Linked DNA regions of Homo sapiens: region 1 is linked to region 2. A link is a loop called in an ENCODE intact Hi-C map of the cell type or tissue named here. Cell type or tissue: GM12878. All regions are shown on one strand. Links, peaks and the distances in the headings refer to the core of each region. The heading gives the core; the rest is flanking DNA. Region 1 has its middle 14 kb from the start of MIR548M. Region 2 has its middle 230 kb from the start of MIR548M.

Region 1 (16,682 bases), core at 3,555-11,554, 250 kb after region 2:
CCCAGCTCAGCCACAGTAAAATAGAATACCAGGTAGACTTCTGAGATTTTTGATTCTAGGCCTTGGCTGCCAGATGGCAACTCTAGACCTGCCCACCACCTGAGGAAACTCATCATCCTGAAAGGAAATACACAGGTCTGGCTGACTTTGCTAACTGCTGATTGTAGAGCACCAATGCCTTGAAAGAACATTTGCAGTAGCCAGGGAGTGGTTAGAGCATGCATTGGGCAAGACCCAAGGCTGTGCTGCATTCAGGTAGGACCCAGCGCAGTCCTACAGTTGTGGCCACAAGGGTACTTATGTTGCTCCACCCCCAGCTTTAGGTAGCTCAGAACACACACAGAGAGAGACTATGTTTGTTTAGGGGAAAATAAGAAAAAGAGAACAAGAGTGTCTCCTGGTAATCCAGACAAGTCTCCTGGTTCTTGCCCAAAACCATCAAGGCAGTGCCTCCATGAGTTTGCAAGAATAAGAGTGTTACTGGGCTGGGGTTTCCCTCTAAAGCAGATACGGCTTTGATTACAACACCCAAGATCTTTGGAATATCTAGAGAGCCTCTTCAGAAGAATGATTACCAATAAGCCCGGACTGAGATGACTATAATAGATAACTAATTATTCAATGCTCAAACACAGACAAATATCAAGACCATCCAGGAAACCATGACCTCACCAAACAAATTAAATTAAAAAAAAGGCCAGTCTTGAAGAAACAGATGTATTTGACCTTTCAGATAGATAGAGAATTCACAATAACCATTTTGAGGAAAATCAATGAAATTCAAGATAACACTGATAAAGTATTCAGAATCCTATCAGATAAATTAAACAAAGGGATTGAAAAAAATTAAAAGCAGCAGAAATTCTACAGTTGAAAAATGCTGTATTTTTCATACTGAATTTATAAATAGCAGAAATGATCAAGTTAAAGGAAGAGTTATTGACCTTAATGGCAAACTATCTAAAAATACACAGTCAGAGGAGATGAAATAAAAAAGAATTAAAAAAAAATTTCTAGATGTCATATGATCTAGAAAACAGAAAATAACCTCAAAAGAGCAAAGATAGGAGATATAACCCTTAAAGAGGAAATAAAGAGATGGGGGCAGTAAGTTTATTTGAAGGGATAATAACACAGAAATCCCAAACCTAGAAAAGGTTATCAATATCCATATACAAGAAGGTTATAGAACAGCAGTCAGAATAAACCCAAAGAAGACTATTACCTTAAGACATTTAATAATCCAATTCCCAAAGGTCAAGTATAAAGAAAGGATCTTGCCAGGGCAATCAAGCAAGAGAAATAAATAAATCGTATTCAAATAGGAAGAGAGGAACTCAAATTGTCTCTGTTTGCAGACGACATAATTGTATATTTAGGAAACTCCATTGTCTTAGCCCCAAAACTCCTTAAGCTGATAATCAACTTCAGCAAAGTCTCAGGATGCAAAATCAATGTGCAAAAATCACAATCACAATCATTCTTATACACCAATAATAGACAAGCAGAGAGCCAAATCATGAGTGAACTCCCATTCACAATTGCTAGAAGTGGGAGTTTAACAATGAAAACACATGGACACAGGGAGAGGAATATAACACACCAGGGCCTGTCGAGGGTTTGGGGGAAAGGGGAGGGAGAGCATTAGGACAAATAATGCATGAGGTGCTTAAAACCTAGATGACGGGTTGATAGGTGCAGCAAACCACCATGGCACATGTATACCTGTGTAACACACCTGCACATTCAGGACATGTATCCCAGAACTTAAAGTAAAATAAAAAAATAATAATACAAATAAATTTTTAAAAAATAAATTCAAAGTAAAAATGTCACCAGTAATTCAAATTTGGAAATGTCCCCCTCTAGCTGTTGATATAGCTTGTTACAGGCTCTTTATTAAGAGAAGCAAACTTGAGATACATATTTCTATAGAAACATTCCTCAAAGAAGTTGATTAGAAGGCATAAAAGTAAAAATTACAATCTCTTAATCTTACCCTTGTAAAATTATTACCAAGCTATTCTCAGTAGCTAAACCACTACTTTTATTTTTACAAATGTCAATCAAGCTGAGAGAAGTAGATCATATGTTATTATTTTATACATGAATTTGTCTATATATAATGTTTCATATAGTTTTAAATGTTTTAAAAGATGAAAAAAAAAAGATCCTAAAAGCAGCAAGAGAAAATAAAAAAAATAAGAAAAAAAAAAAATGGCAGATAGGAGGCAGGACTAACTTGCAACTCCCACTCGGATGGACAGAACAGAATTTGGAGACTTACATCGTGAACTTCAAAAACTACTGCAGGAACATACCAGGAAAGCCTAGAGGATCCACAGACCCTTTGAAAAAGGTGAATTGCTGCTACAGGCTCCACGGACAGCCAAAGAACTGTGAGTCGGCTTGTTTTCTCAGCTGAGAGGCTTGTAGCCTAAGGCAAGTTCTCAGCACTGCTCATGGGCTGCCTGGAAATAAACTCAGTGCTTCTGGGAGTGAGACCAGCCTTCTGGGCTGCAGGTTGCATGGGAGCTGGGTGAGGTTTGTGCCTGCTGGCTTTCCCCTACTCTTCTGGTGACCTGTGTGATGCAGCAGAGGCAGCCATAATCCCCCTGGGAACATAACTTCGTTGGCCAGAGAACTACACCTCCGTCCCACGCAGCAGGTGCAACAAGACCCGCTGGAGGAAGGTCTGAGCTCAGACATGCCTAACCCTTCCCCCACCTGATGATGTTTCTCTACCTGCCTTGGTAGCCAAAGACAAAGGGCAATAGAGCTCTGGGGAAGCTTTATGGCCCTGCCCACCACCTGGCCTTAAGGCAAGCTTGTATCCTCCCTATACTACTGCAGCTGATGCACTCTCGAAGTTTACATCTCCTGGTTGGAGACCAACAAACACAAAACCAGCACACTTAACAAAAATACAACCAAGGACCCTCACATAGTCTACTTCACTTTCCTGCTGCCTCCACTGGAGCAGGTGCTGGTATCCACAGCTGAGAGCCCTGAAGACAGAACACATCCCAGGACTCTTTTCTGACACTCCCCAGTACCAGCCCAGAGCCCATTACCTCTGCTGGGTGGCTAGATTCAGAAGAAAAATAACAGTCACTGCAGTTTGCTTCTCAGAAACCCTCATCCCTGGGAGAAGAAAGAGAGCACCAAATCAAGAGAGAACCTTGTGGGAAAAAAGAATCTGAACTGTAGCCCTTGAGTTCTATATCCTCCCTCTTACGTAGTCTACCCAAATAAGAAAAAAACAGAAAATAAATTTTGGTAATATGACAAAACAAGATTCTTTAACTCCCCCAAAATATCAGACTAGCTTATGAGGTATAGATCCAAACCAAGAAGAAATCTCTAAATTGCCAGAAAAAGTATTCAGAAGGTTTATTATTAAGCTAATCAAGGAAGCAGCAGAGAAAGGTTAAGTCCACCTTAAAGAAATTTAGAAAATACAGGATATAAATGGAAAAATCTCCAGTGAGATAGATAGCATAGATAAAAATAATAACTTCTGGAAATAAAGGACATACTTAGAGAAATGCAGAATGCACTGGAAAGTCTCAGGAACAGAATTGAAGAAGTAGAATAACTTCAGGGCTTGAAGAAAAGGTTTTTGAATTATCCCAATCCCACAAAGACAAAGAACAAAAATAATTTAAAAAAGGAATGAAGCCTCCAAAAAGATCGGGATTGTGTTAAATGACCAGACCTAAGAATAATTGGTGTTCCTGAGGAATAAGAGAAATCTAAAAGTTTGAAAAACATATTTGAGGGGATAATCAAGAAAAACTTCCCCATCCTTGCTAGAGATCTAAACATCCAAATACAAGAAGCTCAAAGAACATCTGGGAAATTCATCATGACAAGATCGCCTCGGCACATAGTCATCAGGTTAGTATCTAAAGTCAAGACGAAAAGAAAAGAATCTTAAGAGCTGTGAGGCAAAAGCATCAGGTAACCTAAAAGGGAAAACCTATGAGATTAACAGCAGATTTCTCTGCAGAAATCTTACAAGCCAGAAGGTATTAGTGTCCTCTCTTTAGCTGCCTTGAATGAAACAATTATCAGCCAAGAGTTTTGTATCCAGAGAAACTAAGCTTCATAAATGAAGGAAACGTAATCTTTTCAGATAAGCAAATGCTAAGAGAATTCGCCAATACCAAGCCAACACTACAAGAACTGCTAAAATAAGCTCTAAATTTTGAAACAAATTCTCAAAATACACCAAAATAGAACCTCCTTAAAACATAAATCTCACAGGACCTATAAAACAATAACACAATGAAACAACAACAACAACAAGGTATCCAGGCAACAAATAGCACAATGAGTAGAATAGTACCTAACATCTCAATATTAACATTGAATGTAAATGGCCTAAATGCTTCACTTACAAGATAGAGAATAACAGAATGGATGAGAATTCACCAACCGAGTGTCTGCTGTCTTCAAGAGACTCACCTGACACATAAGTCCTCACATAAACTTAAGGTAAAGGAGTGGAAAAAGATATTCTGATATTCTATGCAAAAGGACACCAAAAGTAAGCAGAAGTAGCTATTTTTATATCAGACAAAACAAACTTCAAAACAACAGCAGTTTGAAAAGACAGAGAGGGATATTAAATAATAATAAGACTAGTCAAAAAGGAATATATCACAATTCTAAGTATATATGTACGTAAAACTAGAGCTCTGAAATGTAAAGAACATTTACTACTAGACCTAAAGAATGAGATAGACAGCAATGATATTTCTCCCATGACTGGAGAAACATCAGGGTCCTTGGTCTCATGCCAGTATGATTAATGACACAGACACATGTGGAGTGGTTTTAAGGAGTGGAAAGTTTAATAGGCAAGAAAGAGGAAAGAAAGAAAATGGATCCCCTGTACAGAGGGAGGGGGACTCCCAACAGAGAAACCCTACATGTGGCAGAAAGCAGTTGGTTATAGTGGGAGGCTGGTGGAGGCAGTACCTGATTTGCATAGGGCCCAGGGGATTGGTTTGTCCAGGTATGTCATTCACATAGCTTGTGAAAAAAACAGTCTCTCCAATCCTAGCCTTTTAATGTGCAAATGTGGGACACCATGATATCCTCCACATGTGATATTATCTGGAGGTGGCCATGACACCTGGCACTTGTGGCGACAAGAAGAGGGCAGAAATCACCATGTTGGGTGGACCTGGTTTTGAGCCAGTGGCATTTGCCTATCAATGCTTGCTGGCCTGATCTTTCAATCTGCTTTCTGTTAGAAAGAAAATGGTTTAGGGGATTGCTTTTTGCTAAAGGAAAATTCCACTGAGAACATTCACCCTTTCTAGCTGGCTAAAAGTTATTTCTTAATAACTCCTATATTATTCCCCACTCAACTGCTGTTAGGGGGTGATGGATGACAATTCTTTCTGGCTACTTCCTGCTGAAAAGGGGCATTGTGTGGGGAGACAGCAATTGGGCCTTCTCCTGAGGTTGATCTAAGGGTTCTCGGAAGAATGGCACGTCCATGTGTGGCTCCGCTTGCAGCACTGTTTGGAGATTGATTGCTTCTAGGTGAAAAAAGACATGTTTTACAAGAAGGTTTAAAATATAGGGTTAAAATATGAGTATTAACATTACCACTATTAGTGGTGGTCCTATAGACCATAACTGACAGCAGAGTTTTACACCCGTTAGTTATACCAATGGATTAAAATACCGGTTTGCTTCCACTAGGTGTTGCTGTACATTACCAGAAATGTTAATATAAAAGTAACAGTTTCCTTGAGAAAATCATACATTTCCCCCTTGACTTTCCATTAGAGAATAATTTTAGGCTTAGGTCATTTTTTATAACTTGCAATATAATTGGGAGAAATACGTTATTGGGTGGCTGACATAACTTTAGTGTTAATCTTGACAATTCCTTTCCTTTAATTATGTAATTATTTCATGACTTTCACAGACCTTCTTACAACATACTCAAACTTTCTGACTTGTCCTAACATCCTTCCTTTAAACAACCAGTCATTTCCTGTTAGGACAAGAATTTACCATATAAAACTTCTCCCTTTATAACCTTCTTTTCATAGCTTAGAGTGCACCATATTACCAGTCTTCAATAAAAAGCCCTATCAAGCTTAACGATAGTAAAACTTTCATGCTTACTTCTTATCCGTAACTATTACTCCTGCTATAAGCAAAACAACTTTAACTAAATATTTCCTGCAATTATTAATTTGGTTATAAGGATGATAACCCGTTAAAATATTTCAGCAATTAGAATTTTACAACCAGAATTCCACATTGTGGGTTGCCACAGTGTACAGTTCTATTGCAAATAGTAGCATGACTATAACCATTCCCAGAAGAGTGATGTAGTAAATAATTTTCATTTAAAACTTTATTTGCCAAGATATAAGATTTCCCTTTGGGGATCTACGAAGTTACAAATGCAATTCTATGAATAATTAAAATCTCCCTGCAAATATGTGTTAAAAAGACAGTCGGTGGTGAATTTCAGAGGAAAGGGCAGAAATAATAAAAAGTATCTGGGGCGGTAGGAGTGGGACTGAGTAAGATGAGTAGCCCTCACTCAGTTACGTTTTTAAATGATTTTCAGCTTAAGATCTTCTATTTCTTCACATGGATATCCAGGACGTTCCTCTGGGCTGTCAGGGGTTGCTCCCTCAGCTTTTTAGGCTTTGACTTGAGTGTGATGTATCCAGGAATCAATTCCTGTAACTTTTACTGCTGAAGGGGTTGAAAGAACAACAGTGTGGGGCCCTTCCCAGCTTGACTTAGGGAAGGAGAGAGAGATGAGAGTTTTCACTAATACCAAATATCCTGGGTTAAATAAAGGTGGCTTTATTTCCTGGGGTTGGGCTTCTGCTAATTGTATCAATGCCTTGAGGCTTCCTTGCCACTGACTTAGCTGCCTGATCAGCTAATCTATTTCCTTTGGCTACTTTATTTGTTCCTTCTTGACATCCCCTACAATGCATTACTGCTACCTCTCATGGAAAGAAAAAATTGAGGATAATAACCTGCTGGTTTTCTGGTGACATTTTATAGGAGATCCATTGGTAGTAAGAAAATGTTTTTCCTTCCAGATGGCAGCATGAGCATGGAGAACTAAGAAAGCATACGTGCAGTCAGTATAAATGTTAGCTATCTTTCCCTTGCTTAATTCAATTGCTCTTGTAAGAGCTATTAGTTCAGTGAATTGATTGCTTTTGTCTGGAAAGAAACATTATTTAGAGTGACTACTGCTTATCCTGCCTTATGGACTTCTTGCTTTACTGGCTGTTAGCTAAGAGCTCCCCCTAGAGGACAGTGATCCTGCCACATTATGTGGAGTGTAAACAGTTAAATAATTTCCTAGGGTTAATTTGGAGGCTTTTCTGACTAAAGCTATTGTGACAATGGCTTGGAAGCATGTGTAAATAATAGGTTCTCCTAACTGCAAATAAGAGATTAAGAAAAATATTGGGTTACAAATTTTTCTGAGATGCCCTTATGGTCTTGCTATGGGAAGAGGGGAGGCCTGGATTAGAGAGGAGAAAAGAGGGAGACTGGCTCTAGTGTTTAGAAGGAGGTCTACTTTCCTTCCTTTAATTACCAGAATCACCCAGGGCTCCTGTGCTATAAGGGCAGTTTGAGTCACTGGAGCCAGGGGTTTGAGCCCCAGGACCCATCAGTCCTGCTGGACCATCTGTGAGACTGGTTCTGAACCCAGTGACCTCTGTCTCTGGGGACAGTTCCATCTCCAGTGGTCTCCACCACAGGCTGGACAGGGTTGAGGTGGCTTTCTCTTGATGCTTGGGGATTCCTTTTTAAAATGCCCTGACTTGCCACATTGATAACAACTAGCGGATGCACCTCGGGGATCATGGACTTTGCAAGTCTGCAAAGCTGCTAGTAGAGCCTCTATCCTTCTCCTGATCTTTCTCTCTTTCTTTTGGGCTTCCTCTTGATCCCTGTTATAAAAGACCAAAATGGCCACTTTCAGAAGGTTCTCTGAGGTGCTATCTGGTCCTATAGCTTCCTTCTGTAGTTTCCTTCTAATATCGGGAGCTGCCTGGGCAATAAACTTGTCCTTTATAATGACTGAATCAGGAGATAAAGAGGTGTGTTTTATTAGTGCGTCTCTCAGTCTTTCCATAAAGGCTACAGGATTCTCATCTGGCTTTTGGTTTATCATAGACAGTTTAGAATAATTGAGAGGTCTGGCCTTAGTCCTTTGCAGACCTCCTAAAATGCATATTAAAAAGTGCTTCCTTTTCCATTTATCTGCAGAGCTATTGGGGTCCCAATCAGGGTTATCTACCAGAACTGCTTCCCTTTCAATTTGGAATGGTGTTTCTGCTTTTTGTCCACTTTCTCTATCTCTTTTCTTCCCTTTTGGTGTATTATAGGAGATATATTGCTCATCTGTGAAATAATATGCTGCGGGCAGAGCTGCCTGCTTTTCAGCTGCAGTGAGGGTTTGGTTTAGAAGCAGCTTAACATCCCTCTGTATGAGGTCAAATACCATAAGAGGTTAAATTCTGGAAAGCTTCTGTATGCCTATCAGGGTCTTTAGAAGATTGGCCTAAGTCTCCCTTTATTTGCCTAAGGTTTTGTAATGAGAAGGGAACTTGAAGGGGCCCCAAATAAGGGGTGTCCTCAGATGGTTCCCCTGGAAGTTGCTTCTCTAATTTGGGGGAACCATTATCTTTGGACCTGCCTGATATGATTGCTAAAAGAGCTCGGTTGAACTTACAATGTTTGCAAAGGTTTAGTAAAAATGTCATGCCCTGTGCAAAAGAAAATGAGTTGCTTTTCTTTTCAAAGTCCTGAGGTTAAGGAAGTTCCAATATTTCAGAGTGCACTCCAGAGGGCTGTAAACTGGAGATAATCTGTTACCAACCCAGAAAGAGAAGTGAGAGAAGGCATCCCTTTAGTTTCCTTCACTTCCGTATGTGACCCAAGGTGGAAAGGATAACAGTGGAGCATCCTCCTGAATATTTTTCCTTTCTAGTTCCTGGGTCCTGGCACCCTGTTAAATGTGCTGCCCATGGTTGTAGTCATGGCCCTCCAAGCCATGGAACTGGATAAACTAAGTGATGGGACTAACCATACTTCACCCACGCAACCTTAGCTTATCAACCTTGTGTGATTCCCCCTTAACTTCATGAATTGTGGGATCTGCCTAGCTCTCCAAAACATTGATCTTGGGAAAGACTATATAAAAGACAAGCCTCCTTTAATGGAGGGAATGTGATAGAGTGCCTCCCATTACGGCCCATGCTAAAGCATTTACCCTTAGAAAAATGGTTCCGGTTAACTTCTGGACTGAAAGTCCCATTACTAACCTAATGATGATTTTTCTGCTTATGGGACAGTATTGGAACTAAAATTTGACTGTGGAGGATATTTTACTCCTAATAGTTGAAGGCAGAACTTTCCCACTCACATAAGGGACTTAGAGCTCAATTTCTAGTGATGCAAAAGGAAGCTGCAGTGTTACCACACACACACACACAAATGTGTTTCATGGAGAGGATTTCTATTTTCACTATATGGCACTGTTGGCTTAGAAATAGTATGTGCTCACCAGAGAAATGGTATAGAAAGATGCTTATTGAGTTACTCCCTGCCGCATTTGCCAATTTTTCCTAACAGACCTGTTTCCCTGAACTGCAAACTTCCCACACATTCAATACACAGAGAGGGTAAGAGACCATGGATAGAAAAAGAAAGGAAGTTTTGTGACAGGATAGCTGGGGATTCTTTACCAAAACCCCGAGTGGGCTGTTGGAGGCTAGGTCTAGTCCATCAGCCTTTGAATAACACCAAGGTGTCCCCTGGCCAGAAATTCACAGTTGCTTCAGTATTTTTCCCAGCTTCACATGATGGCTAAGTTTTCCTCAAGAAAAAAAGACTGATTTGAAGCAGGACAGATTTTTAGTTCACTCCTATACTCACCGCTCCCATGAATGAATCTCTCGGCCAATGCACCAAAATGATACTGCTCCAATGATGGGAGAATCACTAGGGTCCTTGGTCTCACATCAACACTATTAACAACACAGAAACAAATGGAGTCGTTTTAAGGAGTGGAAAAATTAATAGGCAAGAAAGAAGAAAACTGCTTCCCCGTGCTGTGGGAGGGGGACTCCAAACAGAGAAATCCCGTGTGTGGTGGAAAGCAGTTAATTCTATTGGGAGGCTGGAGGAGGTGATGCCTGATTTGCATAGGGCCCAGGGGTTTGGTTTGACCAGGTGCTTCATTCATGTAGCCCACGAAGAAACTGGTCCTCCCACCCTAGCCTTTTAATATGCAAATGCACGTCGCTGTGATGTCCTGCACCCGTGGTGTTATCTGGAGGTAGCCATGACACCTGGCACATGTGGTGACATGGAGAAGAGGGCAAAAACCACCGTATTGGGTGGACCTGGTTTTTAGCCACTGGCATTTGCATAGCAATGCTTGCTGGCCTTGTTTGTGAAGCCACTTTCTTTTAGAAAGAAAATGGTTTGGCCTGGTGCGGTGGCTCATGCCTGTAATCCCAGCACTTTGGGAGGCTGAGGTGGGTGGATCACCTGAGGTCAGAAGTTTGAGACCAGGCTGGCCAACATGGTGAAACCCCGTCTCTACCACAAATACAAAATTAGCCCAGCATGGTGGCGCATGCCTGTAATCCCAGCTACTCGGGAAGCTGAGGCAGAAGAATCACTTGAACCCAGGAGGCAGAGGTTGTGGTGAGCCAAGTTTGCGCCATTGCACTCCAACCTGGGCAACAAGAGTCAAACTCCATAAAAAAAGAAAAACAAATAAAGAGAAAGAAAGGGAAGGAAGGAAGGAAGAAAGGAAGGAAGGAAGGAGGGAAGGAAAGGAAATGGTTTGGGGGCACTTGTTTATTAAAGGAAAATTCCACTGAGAACATTAGCCCTTTCTAGCTGCCTGAAAGTTATTTCTTAATAACTCCTACAATAGCAACACAATAATAGTGGGGGACTTCAGTACTCCACTGACATCACTAGACAGGTCGTCAAGGCAGAAAGTCAACAAACAAACAATGGACTTAAGCTACATCCTAGTTTAATCGACTTAACAGATATTTACAAAACATTCTACCCCATAATGGCAAATAAACATTCTATTTATCAGCACATGAAACATTCTCCAAGATAGACCATATGATAGGCCACAAAACAAGTCTCCACAAATTTAAGAAAACTGAAATTATATCAAGTACTCTTTTAGACCATAATGGAAGAAAATTGGAAATCAGCTCTAAAAGGAACCCTCAAAACCATGAAAATTAAATAACCTGATTTTGAATGAATATTTGGTCAACAATATAATCAAGATGAAAATTTAAAATTCTTTGAACTTAATGATAATAGTGACACAACCTATTAAAACCTCTAGGGTACAGCAAAAGCAGATAAGAAGAGAATTTATAGCACTCAATGCTTACAATCAAAAAGTCTGAAAGAGCACAAATAGACACTCTAAGGTCACACTTCAAGGAATTAGAGAAACAAGGACAAACCAAACCCAAATCTGGCAGAAGAAAATCAATAATCAAGATCAGAGGAGAACTAAATGAAATTGAAACAAAAAACCTACAAAAGATAAATAAAAGAAAAAGCTGGTTCTTTGAAAAGATAAATGATGGAACATTAGCAAGATTAACCAAGAAAAGAAGAGACAAGATCCAAATAAGATCAATTACACATAAAATCAGAGATATTACAACTGATACCAAAGTAATACAAAAGATCTTTCAAGGCTCCTATGAATACCTTTATGTGTATGAACTGGAAAACCTACAGGAGATGGATAAATTCCTGGAAACATAGAGCCCTCCTAGATTAAAGCAGAAAGAAATAGAAACCCTCAACAGACCAATAATAGGCAGTGAGATTGAAGTAGTAATTAAAAAGTTACGAACACAAAAAAGTTCAGTACCAAACATATTCACAGCTGAATTCTGTCAGACATTCAAAGAATAATTGGTAACAATCATATTGACACTATTGCATAAGATAGAGAAAAAGGAAATCCTCCCTAAATAATTCTAGGAAGTCAGTATCACCCTAATACAAAAACAAGGAAATGACATAATAAAAAAAGGAAACTGCAGATCAATATCCCTGATAGATGCAAAAATTGTCAACAAAATACTAGCTAACTGAATCCAGCAGCATATCAAGAAGATAATCCACCATGATCAAGTGGGTTTCATACCAGGAATGCAGGGATGGTTTAAAATATGCAAGTCAATAAATGTGATATACCACATAAACAGAATTAAAAATGAAAATCACATGATCAGAAAAAGCCTATGACAAAATAAAGCATCCCTTTATGATTAAACCCCTTCACAAAATCGGCATAGAAGGGACATACCTTAAGGTAATAAAAGCCATTTATGACAAACCCGTAGTCAACATGATACTGAATAGGGAAAAGTTGAAAGCATTTCCAATGAGAACTGGAACAAGACAAGGATGCCCACTCTCACCACTTCTATTAAAGACAGTACTGGATGTCCTAGCCACAGCAATCATACAAGAGAAAGAAATAAAGAACATCCAAATTTGTAAAGAGGAAGTCAAATTGTCACTGTTTGTGGATTACATAATTATATACCTAGAAAACCTTGAAGACTCATGCAAAAAGCTCCTAGAACTGGTAAATGAATTCAGCAGTTTCAATCAATGGCCACAAATCAGTAGTTCTGCTATACACCAACAGCAACAAAGCTGAGAATAAAATAAGAACTTTTACAATAGCTGCAAAAAAGAAAGAAATACTTAGAAATATACCTAACCAAGGAGGTGAAAGACTTCTATGAAAACAACAACAAAACACTGTTGAAAGAAATCATAGATGACACAAACAAATGGAAACACATGGTTAGGTAGAATCAATATTGTAAAAATAATCATTTTGCCAAAAGCAATCTACAAATTCAATGCAATTCCCATAAAAATACCACCATCATTCTTCACAGAACTAGAAAAAACAATCCTAAAATTTATATGGAACAAAAAAAAGAGCTTGCACAGCCAAAGCAAGACTTAGCAAAAAGAACAAATCTGGAGGAATCACATTACCCGACTTCAAACTGTACAATAAGGCCATGTTCACCAAGATAGGGTGGTACTCGTTTAGAAATAGGCACATAGACCAATGGAACAAAATAAAGAACCCAGAAATAAAGCCAAATACTTAGTCAACTGATTTTCAACAAGTGGAAAAATTAAAAAACAACAACAACAACAACAATATAAAGTGGGGAAACGACACCCTATTCTACAAATGGTGCTGGGATAATTGGCAAGACCCATGTAGAGGAATGAATCTGAAACCTCATCTTTCACCTTATATAAAAATCAACTTAAGATGGATCAAAGACTTAAATCTAAGACCTGAAACCATACAAATTATAGAAGATAGTATTGGAAAAACCCTTCTAGACATTGGCTTAGGTAAAGACGTAATGACCAAGACCCTAAAAGCAAATGCAACAAAAACAATGATAAATAGATGAGACTTAATTAAACTCAAAAGCTTCTAACAGCAGAAGAAATAATCAGCAAACAGACAACCCACTAAGTGGAAGAAAATGTTTACAAGATACACTTTTGACAAAGAACTAATATCCAAAATCTACAATGAACTCAAACAAATCAGCAAGAAATGTCCCATCAAAAAATGGGCTAAGAACATGAATAGACAATTCTCAAAAGAAAATACACAAATGACCAAAAAACAATAAAAATGCTCAACATCACTAATGATCAATTAACTAGAGCTCTTTTATATATTTTTTGTAGTGAAACATTTTGTATTCAGCATGTAAATACATATAAAGTTGTATTAGGCATGCTGATGAAAGTACATTTTACAGATTTATAAAGACTCCCTCCCTTTTTTTTTTTTTTATCTTAGACTGTCAGATTCATGACAATGGGTTTCACAACCCTAGGCAGTTGTCAGCTAAGTAGCCTTAAATTTGCACATTAAAGGAAACAACTCAGGTGAAAATCAAATAGCAAAATTTACATCATAAGGTACAGAAAAAAAGTCTGGTGGTGCTAGAGGGAGAGGTTTTTACAGTGCACTTATTAAAAAAAACTGACATTTCTGAGTGTCTAAAATACATTATTCCTTAAAAACCCAAGAGTAGCCTCTGTTGCAATAATATTTTAGTCAAAAAATTAGGTGAAAACAGAATTCAGTCAACTGAGAAGAAAAAAAGAAAAACCTTTGCTCCAAAAGAAGGCATGGTCTTAGGAGAGAAAAACAAACAAACAAAAACTGTGAAGGCCTTTTACATACAAACATGCACCCGTGTATACATACACACAAGCATCTTGGATATTAGCCTTTTAATTAAGCTGACTTTTAACTACTCAGCTCCTTTAACAACAACAAAATCTTTTTAAATCTCATTACCTTATTTCAGCTAGGACAAAATGCTGTTAAACTAATAATGACCACACAAATTATACAATTTCTGAGTGCTCTAAGTGTAAGGAGAAATTAACACCAGCTGGTTGTTAACGCTAACTTTAGCTATTTAAAAACAATTTGCAAGACAGAATCCCAAACCAGTTCCTTACCTAGTGATGGGTCTCAGGCTGTAGATTGCTCTCTATTATACTAGAAGCAGAAAAACAACAACAACAAAAAGAAAAAAAAAAAAAACTCATCTTCCCTGTTGGAAGCAAGCTCAAACTCCAGGAAAGAGTCACCTGCCTTCCATTGTCATGGAAGCAGAAAAACTTGCCTTCCTTTTGGAAGCAAATAAAACTCCAAAAAAAAAAAAAAAAAAAAAAAAGGGGGGGGAGTTGTACAGCAAAATAAACTTTAAATATCGACCAAATTTTGGGAGATCAAGGATTCTCTGGAGGGGGTGCTCTCAGACCTCAGCAAACTGTCCTATTGGTTTGAGCCATAAAATTAGCTTGTGCTGGTACCAAGCACCGATAGGAGATTTGTCAAAGGTGAGGGGCATCTCTACTCAGAACCCCCTCCGTGGTTACCAAAATGTGAACCCCCAAAATTTGAGATAGGTCTCTGTTAATTTGGTAAGTTTATTTTGCCAAGGTTGAGGATGCACCCCTGACACAGCCTCAGGAAGTCCTGAGGACATGTGCCCAAGGTGGTTGGAGGACAGCTTGGCTTTACACATATTAGAGAGACATAAGACATCAATCAATGCGTAAGAAGTACATCCAGAAAGGCAGAGACAGCTCAAAGCAGGGCCCCCCTCACTGGAGCTTCCAGGTCACAGGTGGGTGAGAGACAGATGGTTGCATTCTTTTGAGTTTCTGATAAGTCTTTCCAAAAGAGGCAATCAGAATATGCATCTCTGTCTGTGAACAAACGGGATGACTTGAATAGAATAGGAGGCAGATTTGCCCTGAGTGGTTCCCGGCTTGAACGGGCCCAAGATATTTTTTTTTTTCACAGAGTGGATGTGGTGAAAAGGAAACACTTTTACATTGCTGGTGATAAGATGACCTAGCACAACCACTAGAATAAACAGTGTGGAGATTCCTTAAAGAACTAAAATTACATCTACCATTTGATTCAGCAATCTCACTCCTGGGTATCTACCAAGAGAAAAATAATTCATTATATGAAAAATATGCTTTCACATGCATATTTATAGCATTGTTTATAGCAACACAATTCACAATTGCAAAAATATGGAGCCACCCCAAATGCCCATCAATCAATGAGTGCATAAAGATAATGTTGTAAACTTACAATGATGGAAGAAGAGGAGGCAAACACATCCTTCTTCACATAGCAGCAGCAAAGAGAAGTGCCAAGCCAAAGGGGAAAAACCTATTATAAAATTATCAGATCTTGTGAAAACTCACTATCATGAGAACAGCATGAGGGTTACTGCCCCAATGATTCAATTACCTCCCACCGGGTCCTTACTATGACACATGGATTATGGGAATTACAATACAAGATGAAATTTGAGTGGGAAAAGAGCAAAACCTTAGTATTCTGCCCCTGGCCCCTCCCGAATCTCATGTCCTCACATTTCAAGACACAATCATGCCTTTCCAACAGTCCCCCAAAGTCTTAGCTCATTCCATCATTAATCCAAAAGTCCAAGTCCAAAGTCTCACCTGAGTAAAGGCAAGTCCCTTCCAGCTATGAGCCTGTAAAATCAATAGCAAGTAAATAACTTCCTCGATACAATGGAGGTACAGGGATTGGGTAAATACACCCATTCCAAATGGGAGAAATTGGCCAAAACGAAGGGACTACAGGCCCAATGCAAGTCTGAAATCCAGAAGGGCAGTCATTAAACCTTAAAGTTCTAAAATGATCTCCTTTGACTGCATTTCTCACATCCAGGTCACATTCATGCAAGAGGTGGGTTCCCATGGCCTTGGGCAGCTTCTTCTCTGTGGCTTTCCAGGATACAGCCCAGTTCTCAGCTGCTTTAATGGGCTGGAATTGAGTGCCTGCAGCTTTTCCAGGCACTCGGTGCAAGCTGTCAGTAGATCTACCATTCTGGTGGCTCTCTTCTCACAGCTCCATGTACCTCATGTACCTCTAGGCATTGTCCCAGTGGGGACGATATGTGGGGGCTTCAGCTCCACATTTTCATTCCCCACTGCACTGCAAGACTTTCTCCATGAGGGCTCTGCCCCTGCAGCAAACT
Region 2 (16,682 bases), core at 2,970-10,969:
CCTTTTTAAACTCACTGAGCTGCCACAATAAATACAGGGTTTCTACTTAGTGGGCAAATTCAATAAATTCAGCTTGATCAACTCTACGTTTTCTCCACCATTATCCCACACCCTTAATATCCATTTCCATGCCTGTTCTCCAGATTTCTATTTATATAAATTAGAAAACTCAAGCAGTTCTTTTTGAGTGCTGCACACCTCCTCATGGGTCACACTCTGAACCTCACCTCTAGGGGCCTGCTGGGACTTGAGTCAAGTTATAGGTCTAGAAGTAAACAAGGGTATTGTGGGCAGCTCCTGGGGAGAATCAATATTATCTTGCCCGGCAACTGCCTCAGGGGAGGGCATCACTGTTGCCTCAGGGAGCAGAGGGTTAGTCTCCTCAGACAAAGGTGGGAAGGCTCATGGCAGCATGGGTCAGGGAGGGAATGTTGCCACTACCTGGGATGGGGAAGCTGTTTCTTCTGTCCAAAAAGTTCATCAGAGTTTACAAGATCAGTGTCCCCAGCTTCATCAAGGTCCCCCCAACATGTCCCCATACCAAGTTGCAGGGTCCTATTATTTTCCCATCAATGCCGTCACTTTAACTGTAGACACCTGGCGAGGTTGTACATGCACGTTTCATTTCAGGTCAGCCAATTGCATGATCAGAGCTTGTGTCTGTTTTTCCACAATTTCAGCTCTTTCTCTACAAAAGATAAGACTCTTATTCAGGGCAGTCTGAGCAGATTTGATGCTCAGTATCTGCTTCTGATGCCAGGAGTTAGAATCCCTGAGTTCATCATTTTCTTTCATCACTTTGTCCGCTGAACTTAGGAGCAACCAACCAACTTCATTATGTTCCTTGGTTCTTCACCTATGATCAAAGGTATTATGCATAGAGTCACTAAACTCCTTGCAAGTCACTAGCGGTGAATCAGGAGTTCCAAATGCATTAAATTTGCCAACTTTTTTTTTATTATTATACTTTAAGTTTTAGGGTACATGTGCACAACGTGCAGGTTTGTTACATATATATACATGTGCCATGTTGGTGTGCTACACCCATTAACTCGTCATTTAACATTAGGTATATCTCCTAATGCTATCCCTCCCCCCTCCCCCCACCCCACAACAGGCCTCTGTGTGTGATGTTCCCCTTCCTGTGTCCATGTGTTCTCATTGTTCAATTCCCACCTATGAGTGAGAACACACGGTGTTTGGTTTTTTGTCCTTGCAATAGTTTGCTGAGAATGATGGTTTCCAGCTTCATCCATGTCCCTACAAAGGACATGAACTCATCCTTTTTAATGGCTGCATAGTATTCCATGGTGTATATGTGCCACATTTTCTTAATCCAGTCTATCAGTGTTGGACATTTGGCTTGGTTCCAAGTCTTTGCTATTGTGAATAGTGCCACAATAAACATACGTGTGCATGTGTCTTTAGAGCAGCATGATTTATAGTCCTTTGGGTATATACCCAGTAATGGGATGGCTGGGTCAAATGGTATTTCTAGTTCTAGATCCCTGAGGAATCGCCACACTGACTTCCACAATGGTTGAACTAGTTTACAGTCCCACCAACAGTGTAAAAGTGTTCCTATTTCTCCACATCCTCTCCAGCACCTGTTGTTTCCTGACTTTTCAATGATCACCATTCTAACTGGTGTGAGATGGTAACTCATTGTGGTTTTGATTTGCATTTCTCTGATGGCCAGTGATGATGAGCATTTTTTCATGTGTCTTTTGGCTGCATAAATGTCTTCTTTTGAGAAATGTTTGTTCATATCCTTTGCCCACTTTTTGATGGGGTTGTTTGTTTTTTTCTTGTAAATTTGTTTGAGTTCATTGTAGATTCTGGATATTAGCCCTTTGTCAGATGAGTAGATTGCAAAAATTTTCTCCCATTCTGTAGGTTGCCTGTTCACTCTGATGGTAGTTTGTTTTGCTGTGCAGAAGCTCTTTAGTTTAATTAGATCCCATTCATCAATTTTGGCTTTGTTGCCATTGCTTTTGGTGTTTTAGACATGAAATCCTTGCCCATGCCTATGTCCTGAATGGTATGGCCTAGGTTTTCTTCTATGGTTTTTATGGTTTTAGGTCTAACATTTAAATCTTTAATCCCTCTTGAATTAATTTTTATATAAGGTGTAAGGAAGGGATCCAGTTTCAGCTTTCTACATATGGCTAGCCACTTTTCCCAGCACCATTTATTAAATAGGGAATCCTTTCCCCATTGCTTGTTTTTGTCAGGTTTGTCAAAGATCAGATGGTTGTAGATAGGCAGCATTATTTCTGAGGGCTCTGTTCTGTTCCATTGGTCTATATCTCTGTTTTGGTACCAGCACCATGCTGTTTTGGTTACTGTAGCCTTGTAGTATAGTTTGAAGTCAGGTAGCGTGATGCCTCCAGCTTTGTTCTTTTGGCTTAGGATTGTCTTGGCAATTCAGGCTCTTTTGTGGTTCCATATGAACTTTAAAGTAGTTTTTTCCAATTCTGTGAAGAAAGTCATTTCTTCTTCAAAGTAGCTTGATGGGGATGGCATTGAATCTATAAATTATCTTGGGCAGTATGGCCATTTTCACAATATTGATTCTTCCTACCTATGAGCATGGAATGTTCTTCCATTTGTTTGTATCCTCTTTTATTTCCTTGAGCAGTGGTTTGTAGTTCTCCCTGAAGAGGCCCTTCACATCCCTTGTAAGTTGGATTCCTAGGTATTTTATTCTCTTTGAAGCAATTGTGAATGGGAGTTCACTCATGATTTGACTCTCTGTTTGTCTGTTACTGGTGTATAAGAATGCTTGTGATTTTTGCACACTGATTTTGTATCCTGAGACTTTGCTGAAGTTGCTTATCAGCTTAAGGAGATTTTGGGCTGAGATGATGGGGTTTTCTAGATATACAATCACATCATCTGCAAACAGGGACAATTTGACTTCTTCGTTTCCTAATTGAATACCCTTTATTTCTTTGTCCTGCCTGATTGCCCTGGCCAGAACTTCCAACACTATGTTGAATAGGAGTGGTGAGAGAAGGCATCCCTGTCTTGTGCCAATTTTCAAAGGAAATGCTTCCAGTTTTTCCCCATTCATTATGATATTGGCTGTGGGTTTGTCATAAATAGCTCTTATTATTTTGAGATACGTCCCATCAATACCTAATTTATTGAGAGTTTTTAGCATGAAGGTTGTTGAATTTTGTCAAAGGCTTTTTCTGCATCTATTGAGATAATCATGTGGTTTTTGTCTTTGGTTCTGTTTATATGCTGGATTACATTTATTGATTTGCAGAGACAAAATAAAAACAGAGAATTTTAGACCAATATCCCTGATGAACATCAATGCAAAAATCCTCAATAAAATATTGGCAAACCGAATCCAGCAGCATATCAAAACGCTTATCCACCATGATCAAGTGGGCTTCATCCCTGGGATGCAAGCTTGGTTCAACATATGCAAATTTGCCAACTTTCTGAACAGTTCACACCAAGGACTCTCAGTGTTCTCTGTACTATTAGAAGTAGAGTCCTTAGCATTTTTTAGTCTAATAATATTAAACAGCCAACTCCAGAAACCCCAAAATGAAACAACTGTATCCTTAATATTCTGTTCCTCTAGGCCCACTCCTGGTACAAAAACCTGTATTAGTCAGGGTTCGCTGGAGGGACAGAACTAGTAAGAGATTATCTATATCTGTACCTATACCTATATCTATGTCTATTTAGATAGATATATGAGTTTATTAACTATTAACTCACACAATCACAAGGTCCCACAATAGGCTGCCTGCAGGCTGAGAAGCAAGAAGCAAGGAGAGCCAGTCGGAGTCCCAAAACTGAAGAACTTGGAGTCCAATGTTCGAGGCAAGGAAACATCTAGCATGGGAAAAAGATGTAGGCTTTGAGGCTAGGCCAGTCTTGTCTTTTCAGATTTTTCTGCCTACTTTATATTCTAGACACAGTGGCAGCTGATTAGATGGTGCCCACCCAGATTAAGGGTGTTTCTGCCTTTCCCAGTCCACTGATTCAAATGTTAATCTCCTTTGGCAACACCCTCACAGACACACCCAGGATCGATACTTTGCATCCTTCAATCAAATCAAGTTGACACTCAGTATTAACTATCACAAACATGATAAAACAAAGGTAATTGAATTTCAGTGAAACAAGTAGTTTTAAAAATTTGTCAATTGTTTGAATATTAAATGTTTCTTTAAACGGAAGCATTTAATATTTTTTCATCATTTTTATCATTTCTATTGTAATCTTACTTTTAATTTTATGCATTCAGAACTAAGATAAGTAAAATTATCCTAAATTTATCAAACATTTGGGGAAGAAAAATATATATTCATCTAAGTAATTCAATTGTAACTGTTTTTATGTGTAGGTAAGTAAGTAGAAATGAAGAACTCTGGTAGAATGGAGGAGAAAAAGACTAGTTTTGAGTAGCATTGATTAAGAAAATTTTCATGGAACATATACACTTTGAACTGAAAATTTGATTAGCATTTATGACTAGGTCTTTTGTCTTAAAGTTGAAGATATTGGATAAAATCCTAAATGGATATACCAGATCTCACAGTGCCAGCTCTTTTACAGTAAATAATTTGTTTTATGTTCCTGGTTCCTAAAACAGAACCTCTAATACTTCTGGATTTCCTGAGTGATAGAAATATCTTTGTTATTCCCGGTAGGTCACTCAGACCACACCTGAATTTATGTTAATGAGATGACTCATGATGGACCCCTAGGTAGTTGCAAGATGGGTGCCCGCCATGCTGAAAAGACCAAATGTATGATTTGAAGACTGGGCTTCTGAGCCGTGTGATATTGGTCTGACCTCCCAACCTCCAGAAAAAAGAAGGGAGTGGAGATTGAGTTCAGTCACATGGCCAACAACTCAATGAATCATGCCCAAGTAATAAGACTCTTTAAAAACTCGGGACACCTGCCGTTTGGTTGGGCATCCTGATTGGTGATACAAATCAATGTACCAGGAAGGTAATAAATTCTGAGATTACAGAAACCTTTCATTTTGGATCCTTCCAGACATTGTATATGTTTCTTAACTTGACTAATCCTAATTTGTATCCTTTTTCTTTCTTTCTTTCTTTTCTGTTTTTGAGACAAGGTTTCACTTTGTCACCCAGACTGGAGTGCAGTGGGTGATGGTAAGTAGATCACTGCAACCTTGAATCCCCTGGACTCAAGTAATCCTGTTGCCTCAACCTCCTTAGCAGCTAGGACTGCAGGCACACCACTACATCTGCTATTTTTTTTTTCTTCTTACTTATTTTTTTTTTTTTTTTTTTTTTTTTTTGTCGAGGCAAGGTTTCACTATGTAGCACAGGCTAGTCTGTAACTTCTGGCCTCAAACTATCCTCCAACCTCAGCCTCCCAAACCACTGGAAGTACAAGAATGAGCCACTGTATTCGGTATTTAATTTGATTTCTTTATAATAAAACTGTAATAGTAAGTGTAGCACTTGCCAGATTTCTATTTGCTCTAGAAAATTATAGAACCTGGGAGAAGAGCAGAAACCTCTAAATTTGTTGCCAGTTTATCAAAAGTTCAGGTGACCTCAGAAACCCGGAACTTGTGACTGGTGACTGAAGTGAGAGGAGTTTGTAAAAGACTGGGTCCTTAACCTGTGAAATTTGACCTAATTCCAAATAGTGTCAGAATTACACTGCAAAACCCATAATTAATTACTATATATTGTAAATACTATTCTAGTGCAAAATACTATATGAACAGTAGGTAAGACACCAGCCAATAGAAGCAGAGAGAGAAAATCAGAGAGAGTAAATTAGAATTATCCCTGTAGTTAAATATGAGTAGATATAGGAACTAGTCCCAAAGTGAACTCATCCACAGTCCAGTGATTGTTTCCCTACAAAAACAAACAACAAAAAATCCACCTGTTGTTAATAGAATATTCCCTTCAAATTAATTAGTTGAGTGACCAATGGTGATACAATCAGCTTCTTAGACCTAATAAAATTATTATCTCTTGGCCCAATAAAATATATGGAGTAACCAATGATTGACTCTCAAATTATTTTAAAAAAAATTCAATGAGAATAAAAGACTGAGAACTATTTCTGCAATGGAAAAGCTGCATTATATTTTTCGGTTTCATTTAGGCTGGCTGTAAAATTACATATTAGTAGAAGAAAATAATAAAACAAGTTTTGGGTATCTACATATACCTTTAGCCAGAGCTTATCATTTAATTAATTCAGCTGTTGGGTCAATAATATATTTTTAAAAGCTTTAAGGCTTCAAAACACAGACCTAGAACTGCTGAATACTGAATGTAAAAGTATGCAGCAACATATTGTAAATGCTGAAGAAAATAAAATTTTCTTCCAGGATGACTAATAAGAGTAATTTTTGAGTCATATAACAAACATAGAGATCTATCTGGTTTCTCTGAAATATATCATCTGCAACATCAATTTTTCATTTTCAGTTTCCATATACTGTAGCTTTTCTCTGAAATCCTATGAAAAGGAATATGGAAATAGCATGATAAACAGATCTACCATACTCAATCTCTTCAAAAGCATTTCTTCGAAAGATTGTGTTACTCTGATGACTTGTTCCAGTACTGGGAAACTATTGATATTCTGAAGTATTTGTAACCAACAATTTCAACATACGAAATTGGAGTTTTTTTGTTATGAGTTTTGGCTTCACTATTACTTCAAGTAGTTTCTTTTGAGTTAAATTTAGGAATATATAAAACAGATATTTTAAAATGCAAAATGTGACTAATCCAGACATTCAAAATAAGTATCATTTATATTTTTATCTAATACTTAAAAGATACACTGCTTATTTGGGATTGGATTTTACTATTTTATAACAGGGAGTGCAATGAGAATATTGTGTAATGTTTGGTAGTTTTCAGTTACTCAAACTTTTTAATACAATTTCTCCCTCAATGGAACAATGTATGTCTGAATAATATTATCCATAAGCTAGAGACCTGGGAAGCCTATTAAATATTAATCAATAAGTAAGTTAAGCAACTCTAATTTAAAAGAATATAATTAAACATTATTACCATAGGAATGTAAAAATTAGTAGGCAGGTACTTTAGAGAAAATTCATACAAGACAGCAGTTGTAATTTTAACATGAAACCAATAGATGACACTAGAGGGTAAGAATTGCAAACTTTCTTTTTAAGCCTGGAAGCTGATAGTTGCCTTATTATGTTAGTTACTAAGCTGATACATGTTAATATGTGCTGATAGGTGAGTATGAGTGGAGAAAAAAGAAACTTCATAAAAAGCATTGTACTAATAGATATGCTCTAACATATATATGTATATATTTACACATATACATACATATCTATTAGGATTACTTTTGCAGTACAGCCTAAGTTAATAGACGCAGCAGAACAAGAATTCAGAATAAAATGAAATATACGTTTATTTTTAAAAATTGCCTTTTCCTTCATTTTAGCATATCTATCACCACACAAAATCACAACACAAAAATAAACGTGAATAGGAATAACATTAGAAAAGAAAGGAAGTCTCATCAAATGCACAAAGTAGAATTCTATTCATATTTGCATTATGAAGAATATTCATTTGTTGGCTTAAGATAATTTTAGGTGTTAGAAGAAGAAGACAGTAATTACTCTAAGACTTGAATGTGAAATGTTAACAACAAAAATAATTTCCTGGAATTCCCTATATATCATTATTTGTCGATAGATCCTAATTACTTGTATATAGACAAAACACATATTTAGGTTTGATATGTATAGATATGTTTATAAGTCACAGATCTATAAATTCATGTAAACAAAAATGGAAAGGAGACAGGAAAGGAGTAGTAAAAAGTGAACTTAAACTTACTGACAATTCTGTACCAAACACTGTGCTAGGCAATTTTATATATTTAATTTATTTCTCAAAGCAACCCCATTTGGAAGACAAAATACTTATCCCCATTTTCCAGATGAGTAAAATGAACCTCAGAGAGTTTAAGCATTGTGCCTAAATGATAAGTTAGTAAATGGTAGAATTGGGACTCAAACGCATCTGGATTTATTGGAGACAAGAGTTTGTATTACTTTTGCTTTACTAACATGCATCTCCAAACTCAGAGCCATACATAAGAGTCTACAGATTTCATTGGTTGAAAACATGAGGAGTCATGATTACCTCACTTAACATATTTGCATGCCTCTTAACTCATTTTATTAACTACAGAACCACAATTAGACCAACTTAAGAAGTAAGTACTACTTTATTTCTGGGTAAAGTAGCTATCCTGAAATTGCTAGGCATCAGATTATTTATATTCTAGTTCTAGCTCTGACACTAATTAGATGTGTGCCCTTATTCATGTAATTTAGCCTCATTAAAACTCAGTGTTCTTGCCACTAAAATAAGGAGAGTTAAAGTAGATCAGCATTTCAAAAATCTTTAAGTACTAAAATACTTTTTATTAGAAAAATTAAGGGAAATTCCAACTTATAAAATAGATAAAAGTAGAATTTGGATGGGGAATAACTTCCAATGTTGAGATCCCAAAATTCTACTTTATCAGCCTTTTGCTCTCAATTCCTCTCAGTAATCCGTGAGGCAAGTCTATAAAGTTAGAAAATCACTGTACTAGACTGAATCTAGAGTTAATTTCAGCTTGAAAATTTTATGATTCTTTGATACTTAATTTTACTAATCCAAAAACATGTCAATCTGATATTGGTAGAATTAGCAGACTTTATAAATGTTATTTTTATAAAATATAATTGCAAAAGAATCACACTTCAAAAAGGAGGTTACATGTCTATAAATATGTTAATTAAAAAAAAACTTTTGAACTGCTAATATGACAACAGCCATGTTGCATGCACTTAAGTTATGATGGTGAATAAAAGCAGATTATTCTGTGATCTTCAATTTTATAATCTGGTGAATGAAATAGACATTATTAAAATAATCAAAATCACCAACAGAAGATAATTATAAATTTTAACAAAACTTACAAAAATAAGAGTAATATAGAGTTAGGATATCACACTTATTTGATCAAAGTGACCTCTCTAGAAGATATGGAAATATTTCCTGGAGAAATTGATACTTGAGTTCAGGAGTGTAATATAAACAAGAGTTAAAGTAGGAAGGGAGACAGAGAGGTCCTTTATGAGAGGGAGATTAGTGAGTAAAAGTCACTGAAGGAAGGCCAGAATGGCTGGAGTGCAGAAAATGAATGGGATCATGAGATCATATGTGACTAAAGAGGTTGACAAGGGCCAAACTATATAGAGTAAGGTGTACTCTTTCAAGGAGTTTTAAATTTACCCAGTAAGATTTGGAACCTGCTAAAGGGATTTGGAGTGAAAAAAAACTTGAGAGAACCCAATAAAATAAAGAAAAATAAGCCACCTGAGAAATTAAACTTTTCTGTCTAATCATTATGTCAAATAAGTTCTGTGGTCTTCTGGAAAGCAAGTGGAAGATGAATAAAGCCAGGCCATATAAACAATACAGGAGGAGTTTCTCAATGTTGTAAACTTGACCTTTCACCACTTTCAAAATTCTGTGAGAAAAGAGTTTTAAGGTTTTAATCTGTAAGCAATGCTCAAATAAATAAGGTATCATTAGCTAAAGCCAAGTGTGTCAGTTCCTCTAGACATCATTCTGCATTCCACTTAGGGATATGAACCTCAAAGAATCTTTATCATTGTAATCTGTGAGTTAGAATACTATGGCTCTCACTACTAGTCTTGACTAATCTCCTGTGCTCTTGTTAACATTTCATCAATGTGCTCTCCTGCAGTCCTAACATCATTGCAGATTTACTACATTAGAAGTTGCCCATGAAGAGAATAATTTCAAACTGTGTGGTCTATGAAGCACATATGGTTTTAATTACATGCCACGTACAGTGTATGTATTTGTCAGGGCTTATGTAACAAAATACTACAAACTACGTGGCTTAAACAACAGAAATTTATTGGCTTACAGTTCTGGAAACTGTAAGTCTGTAATCAAGGTGTAGGCCTGGTTAGTGCCTTCTGAAGGCTATAAAGAAAAGATCTGTTCCAGGCCTCTTGGCTCATAGATGGCCATCTTTTTCCTTTGGTCCTTCACATAATCTTCCCTTTATGTGTGTTTATGTCTGTCTCTGTGTCCAAATTTTCTTTTTTTCTAAGGGTAACAGTCATATCGGATTGTGGTCCTTCCTAATGACATAATCTTAACTAATTATATCTGCAATGACCCCATTTCCAAATATGATCACACTGTGAGGTACTGGAAGTTAGGAGTTCAATATACAAATTTTGTGGGGACATGATTCAATCAATAGTATATAGTAAGTATATTTTATGTGTATTGTTTAACTCCAATGTATATTTCTAGTAAAATATTTTATGTTTCAAATGAGTTCAAAGTTTTAGTTTTATTATCCAGCATGTTTCCAAGTTTCATGTAACTGTCATTGTGTGAAAGAATTTATTTACCTAAGGGCTCTCATGGAAAATCCAAGATGGGTAAGATGCTCAGAACAGCATGTATTCGTGCATACTGTAACTTTCTGGGTAGCATGTGTGCCCATAGTAAAGACAAGGTAACTTACTTCACACAGAGAATGATCGCAGTTGCAAAAAAAGTTATAAATTATTCTAAAATTGGTATACCTACTAATTGTGGATATTAGCAAAATTCCACTATTTTATAAAAAGTAGTATTATGGCTTAAAATTCAAAAAAATATTAGCTTGGAATAAAAAGCCATCTCTATTTTTTATTAAGTTCTATATATTTTTATTAAGACATTCTTAGAATTTTTGTTTATATTTTATGAGTTTATTATGGTTTTAAGACAGGTACAGTTTTTTTGTATACAAATCTTGTATCTAGTTAACTTGCTAAGAGTCCTAATTCTTGTTTATTTTTTCTGTTTTTAATTTTTAATTTTTGAGAGTACATAGTAGGTGTATATGTTTATGAGATACATGAGATGTGTGAGATGTGTTGATACAGGAATGTAATGTAAAATAAGCACATCATGAAGAATGGGGTATCCCTCCTCTTCAGCATTTATCTATTGACTTGCAAACAATGGAATTACATTATTTAAATTATTTAAAAATGTATAGATATGTTCTTATTGACTATAGTTCCCCTGGTGTGCTATCAAATAGTAGGTTTTATTCATTCTTTTTATTTTTTGTACCCATTAGCCATTCCCAACCCCCACCACCAGCCCCCACTACCCTTCCCAGCCTCTGGTAACCATCCTTCTACTCTCTAGGTCCATGAGTTTCATTGTTTTGATTTTAGATCCCACAAATAATTGAGTACATGTGATGTTTGTCTTTCTAGGTCTGGCTTATTTCACCTATAATAATAATTTCAGGTTCCATTCATGTTGTTGCAAGTGACTGGAGCTCTTTTATTTTTAAGGCTGAATAGTAATCCACTGTGTGTATGTACCACATTTTCTTTATACGTTAATCTGTTTATGAACACTTTGGTTGCCTCCATATCTTAGCTATTATAAACAGTGCTGAAACAAACATGAGAGTGCAGATATCTCTTCGATATACTGATTTTCTTTATTTTGGGTATACACCCAGCAGTGGTATTGCTGGATCATATGGTAGCTCTATTTTTAGTTTTTTGTAGAACTTCCAAACTCTTCTCCATAGTGATTGTACTAATATACATTCCCACAAACAGGGTACAGTGGTTCCCTTTTCTCCACATTTTCATCAGCATTTGTTATTGCCTGTCTTTTAAATGTAAGCCATTTTAACTCAGGTGAGATGATATCTCATTGTACTTTTGATATGAACTATTCTGATAATCAGTGATGTTGAGCACTTTTTTGTATGCCTATTTACCATTTGTATGTCTTCTTTTGAGAAATGTCTATTCAAATCTGTTGCCTATTTTTTTTATCAGATTGTTAGATTTTTTCCCTATAGAGTTGTTTGAGCTTCTTATATATTCTTGTTATTAATGCCTTGTCAGATGGGTAGCTTGTCAATATTTTCTTCTATTCTGTGGGTTGTCTCTTCACTTTGTTGATTGTATTCTTTGCTGTCCAAAAGCTTTTTAACTTGATGTGATCACGTTTGTCTGCTTTTGCTTTGGTTGCCTGTGCTTTTGGAGAATTGCTCAAAAAATTTTTGCCCAGACCAATGTCTTGGAGATTTTCCCCAATGTTTTCTTGTAGTAGTTTCATGCTCTGAGGTCTTAGATTTAAGTCTTTAATCCATTTTTATTTGATTTTTGTATACGATGAGAGACAAGAGTCTAGTTTTATTCTTTTGCATATGGATATCCAGTTTCCCAGCATCATTTATTGAAGATAATGTCTTTTCCCCAGTGTATGTGCTTGGCATATTTGTTGGAAATGAGTTAACTGTAGGTGTGTGGATTTCTGTTAAATTGGTCTATATGTCTGTTTCTATGCCAGTACCATGCTGTTTTGGTTGGTATATCTCTGTAGTATAATTTGAAGTCAGGTAAAGGGATTCCTCTAGATTTCCCTTTTCATTTTTTAAAAATGTTGTGAGTACACAATAGGTGTATAAATTTATAAGGTAGATGAGATGTTTTGATACAGGCATGCAATGTGAAATAAGCACATCATGCCAAATGGGATATCAATCACCTCAAGCATTTATTCTTTGAGTTACAAACAATCCAATTACACTCTTTAAGTTATTTTAAAATATATATTATTATTGACTGTAGTCAATCTATTGTGCTATCAAATAGTAGATCTTATTTATTCTTACTTTCTTTTTTAATCCATTAACCATCCCTACCTCCCACCTCAACCTCCTCGCTACCCTTCCCAACCTTTGGTAACCATTCCCCCAGTTTTGTTCTTTTTGCTTAGAATAGCTTTGTCTATTCTGGGTCTTTTGTGGTTCTATATAAATTTTAGGATTTTTTTTTTCTATTTCTGTAAGAATGTCATTGGTATTTTGATAGGGATTTCATTAAACCTCTAAACTGCTTTTGGTAGTATGAACATTTTAACAATATTAATTTTTCCAATTCATAAACATGGAGTTTTTTTTATTTTTTGGTGTTCTCTTTAATTTCTTTCATCAGTGTTTTATAGATTTCATTATAGAAGTGTTTCCCTTCTTTGGAAAGTTAATTCCAAGGTATTTGATTTTACATGTAGCTATTGTAAATGGGATTACTGTTTTATTTTTTCCACATTGTTCACCTTTGGTATATAAAAATGTTACTGATTTTTGTACATTATTTTGTATCCTACAGTTTTACTGAATTTGTTCATCAGTTCTAATAGTTTTCTTGTGGAATCTTGAGGTTTTTCCAAATACAAGATTATATGCTCTGCAAGGAAGGATAATTTGAGTGTTTCCTTTACAATTTGGAAGCCCTTTATATCTTTCTCTTGTCTGATTGCTCTAGCTAGGACTTCCAGTATGTTGAATAACAGTGGTGACGGTGGGTATCCTTGTAGTGTTCTAGATCATGGAGGAATGGCTTTCAGTATTCTTCATTCAGTGTAATATTAGCTGTGGGTCTGTCACATATGGCTTTCATTATGTTGAGTTATGTTTCCTCTATACCTATTTTTTAAGGGGTTTTTATCATGAAGGGACATTACATTTTATCAAATCCTTTTTCAGCATTAGGTTAAATGATAATATGGCACTTCATTCTATTGATATGATTCATCACATTGATTTGAGTGTGTTGAACCAAACTTGCATCCCATGGATAAATTCTATTTTGTCATGAAGAATGATCTTTCTAATGTATTGCTGAATTCAGTTTGATTGTATTTTTGAGTATTTTTGCATTAATATTCATCAGAGATATTGGCCTGCAGGTATTTCGTTTGTTTCTTTGTTCTTGATGTCTCTTTGTCTGGTTTTAGTATCAGGCTACTACTGGCCTCTAAGAATGAGCGTTGAAGTATTCCCTCCTCTTCTATTTATTTGCATATTTTGAGTAGGATTGTTATTAATTCTTCTTCAAATGTTTGTTAGAATTTAGCAGTGAAGCCACCAGATCCCAGACTTTTATTTACTAGGAGACTTTTTATTACGGCTTCAATATCATTACTTGTTGTTGGTCTGTTCAGGTTTTGGATTTCTTCCTGGTTCAATTCTTGGTAGATCATATGTGTCAAGGAATTTGTTCATTTGTTCTAGATTTTCCAATTTATTGGCATATAGTTGCTCATAGTAGCCACTAATGATCTTTTGAATTTTTTCAGTGTCAGTTGTAATGTCTCTTTTTTATTTCTGATTTCATTTCTTTGGATCTTCTCTCTTATTTTCTTAGTCTGCTAAAGGTTTGTCAATTTTGTTTAACTTCCAGAAAACAAATTTTTGGTTCATTGGTCTTTTTATTGTTTTTTTATTTACATTTTATTTATTTTGCTATGATCTTTACGATTTGTTTTCTTCTAATTTTTGGTTCTGTTTTGATTTTCTTTAATATGCATCATTAGATTGTTTATTTTTAGTTGTTCCCCTTTTTTAATGTTCTTATTTTTTATGAAGCTTATAGCTATAAACATCCTTCTTAGAACTGCTTTTGCTGTATCGCATAGTTTTGTTATGTTGTGCTTCCATTATGATTTGTTTCCAAAAAATTTTAAATTTCAGTCTTAATTTCTTCATTAATACACTGGTCAATCGGGAGCATAGGGTTTATTTTCCATGTGTTTGCATAGTTTTCAAAATTACTCTTGTTATTAATTTCTAGTTTTATTTCATTGTGTTCCAAGAAGTTGCTTCATATTATTTTACCTTATTTGCATGTTTTTTTTTTTTAGATATATTTAAATTCTGGGATATATGTGCAGAACGTGCAGGTTACATAGGTATACATGTGCCTTGGTGGTTTGCTGCAACAATCAACCCGTCATCTACATTAGATATTTCTCTTAATGCTAGCCCTCCCCTAGCTCCCCACCCCCTGACAGGTCCTGGTGTGTGATGTTCCCCTTCCTGTGTCCATGTGTTCTCATCGTTCAACTCCCACTTATCAGTGAGAACATGTGGTGTTTGGTTTTCTGTTCTTGTGTTAGTTTGCTGAGAACGATGGTTTCCAGCTTCATCCATCTCCCTGCAAAGACATAAACTGATCTTTTTTTATGACTGCATAGTATTCCATGGTGTACATGTGCCACATTTTCTTTATCCAGTGTATCATTGATGGGCATTTGGGTTGGTTCCAAGTCGTTGCTATTGTGAATAGTGCTACAGTAAACCTGAGTGTGCATGTGTCTTTAGAGTAGAATGATTTATAATATTTTGGGTATATACCCAGTAATGGGATTGCTGGGTCAAATGGTATTTCTGTTTCTAGATCCTTGAGGTATCGCCACACGGTCTTCCCAATGGTTAAACTAAATTACACTCCCACCAACAGTGTAAAAAGTGTTCCTGTTACTCCACATCCTCTCCATCATCTGTTGTTTCCTGACTTTTTAAGGATCACCATTCTAACTGGCGTGAGATGGTATCTCATTGTGGTTTTGATTTGCATTTCTCTGATGGCCAGTGATGATGAGCTGTTTTTCATGTTTGTTGGCCACATAAATGTTTTCTTTTGAGAAGTGTCTGTTCATATCCTTTGCCCACGTTGTGTTGGGGTTGTTTGTTTTTTTTTCTTGTAAATTTGTTTATGTTCCTTGTAGATTCTGGATGTTAACCCTTTGTCAGATGGATAGAGTGCAAAAATTTCCCCCCTTTCTGTAGGTGGCCTTTTCACTCTGATGGTAGTTTCTTTTGCGTTGCAGAAGCTCTTTAGTGTAATTAGATCCAATTTGTCAATTTTGGCTTTTGTTGCCATTGCTTTTGGCATTTTAGTCATGAAGTCTTTGCCCATGCCTATGTCCTGAACAATATTGCCTAGGTTTTCTTTTAGGGTTTTTATGGTTTTAGGTCTTACATTTAAGTTTTTAATCCATCTTGAGTTGATTCTTGTGTCAGGTGTAAGGAAGGCGTCCAGTTTCAGTTTTCTGCCTATGGCTAGCCAGTTTTCCCAACACTGTTTATTAAATACAGAATCCTATCCCCATTGCTTGTTTTTGTCAGGTTTGCCAAAGATCAGATGGTTGTAAATGTGTGGCATTATTTCTGAGGCCTCTGTTCTGTTCCATTGGTCTATATATCTGTTTTGGTACCAGTACCACGCTGTTTTGGTTACTGTAGTATAGTTTGAAGTCAGGTAGCGTGATGCCTCCAGCTTTGTTCCTTTGTTCTTTTTGCTTAGGATTGTCTTGGTTATACAGGCTACTTTTTGGTTCAATATGAAATTTAAAGTAGGTTTTCCTAATTCTGCAGAGAAAGTCAATGGTAGCTTGATGGGAATAGCATTGAATCTATGAATTACTTTGGGCAGCATTTTCACGATACTGATTCTTCCTATCCATGAGCATGGAATGTTTTTCCCTTTGTTTGTGTCCTGTCTTATTTCCATGAGCAGTGGTTTGTAGTTCTCATTGAAGAGGTCCTTCACATCCCCTATAAGTTGTATTCCTAGGTATTTTATTCTTTTTGTAGCAATTGTGAATCGGAGTTCACTCATGATTTGGCTTTCTGTTTGTCTATTATTGGTGTATAGGAATGCTTGTGATTTTTGCACATTGATTTTGTATCCTGAGACTTTGCTGAAGTTGCTTATCACTTTAAGGAGATTTTGGGCTGAGAAA

Evidence for each region. Hi-C counts contacts between places; a loop is a spot of excess contacts. Peaks named below come from ENCODE experiments on the same cell type or tissue, not always from the same donor. Only the 100,000 strongest peaks of a DNase experiment are listed, where the experiment ranks them.
Region 1: it touches region 2 in a loop (12-fold over the local background); 26 of 110 quality-filtered maps call a loop at or near these places.

The regions. Positions count from the first base shown.
Region 1 is chrX:95,069,373-95,086,054 of GRCh38, forward strand. No RefSeq gene overlaps it. Among named protein-coding and RNA genes, the nearest start is that of MIR548M, 14 kb to the left of the region's middle. In GM12878, for the core only: a CTCF peak has its summit at 7,318 (motif pointing left); no DNase peak of the experiment used is centred there.
Region 2 is chrX:94,824,422-94,841,103 of GRCh38, forward strand. No RefSeq gene overlaps it. Among named protein-coding and RNA genes, the nearest start is that of MIR548M, 230 kb to the right of the region's middle. In GM12878, for the core only: no CTCF peak of the experiment used is centred there; a DNase peak (open chromatin) is centred at 7,150.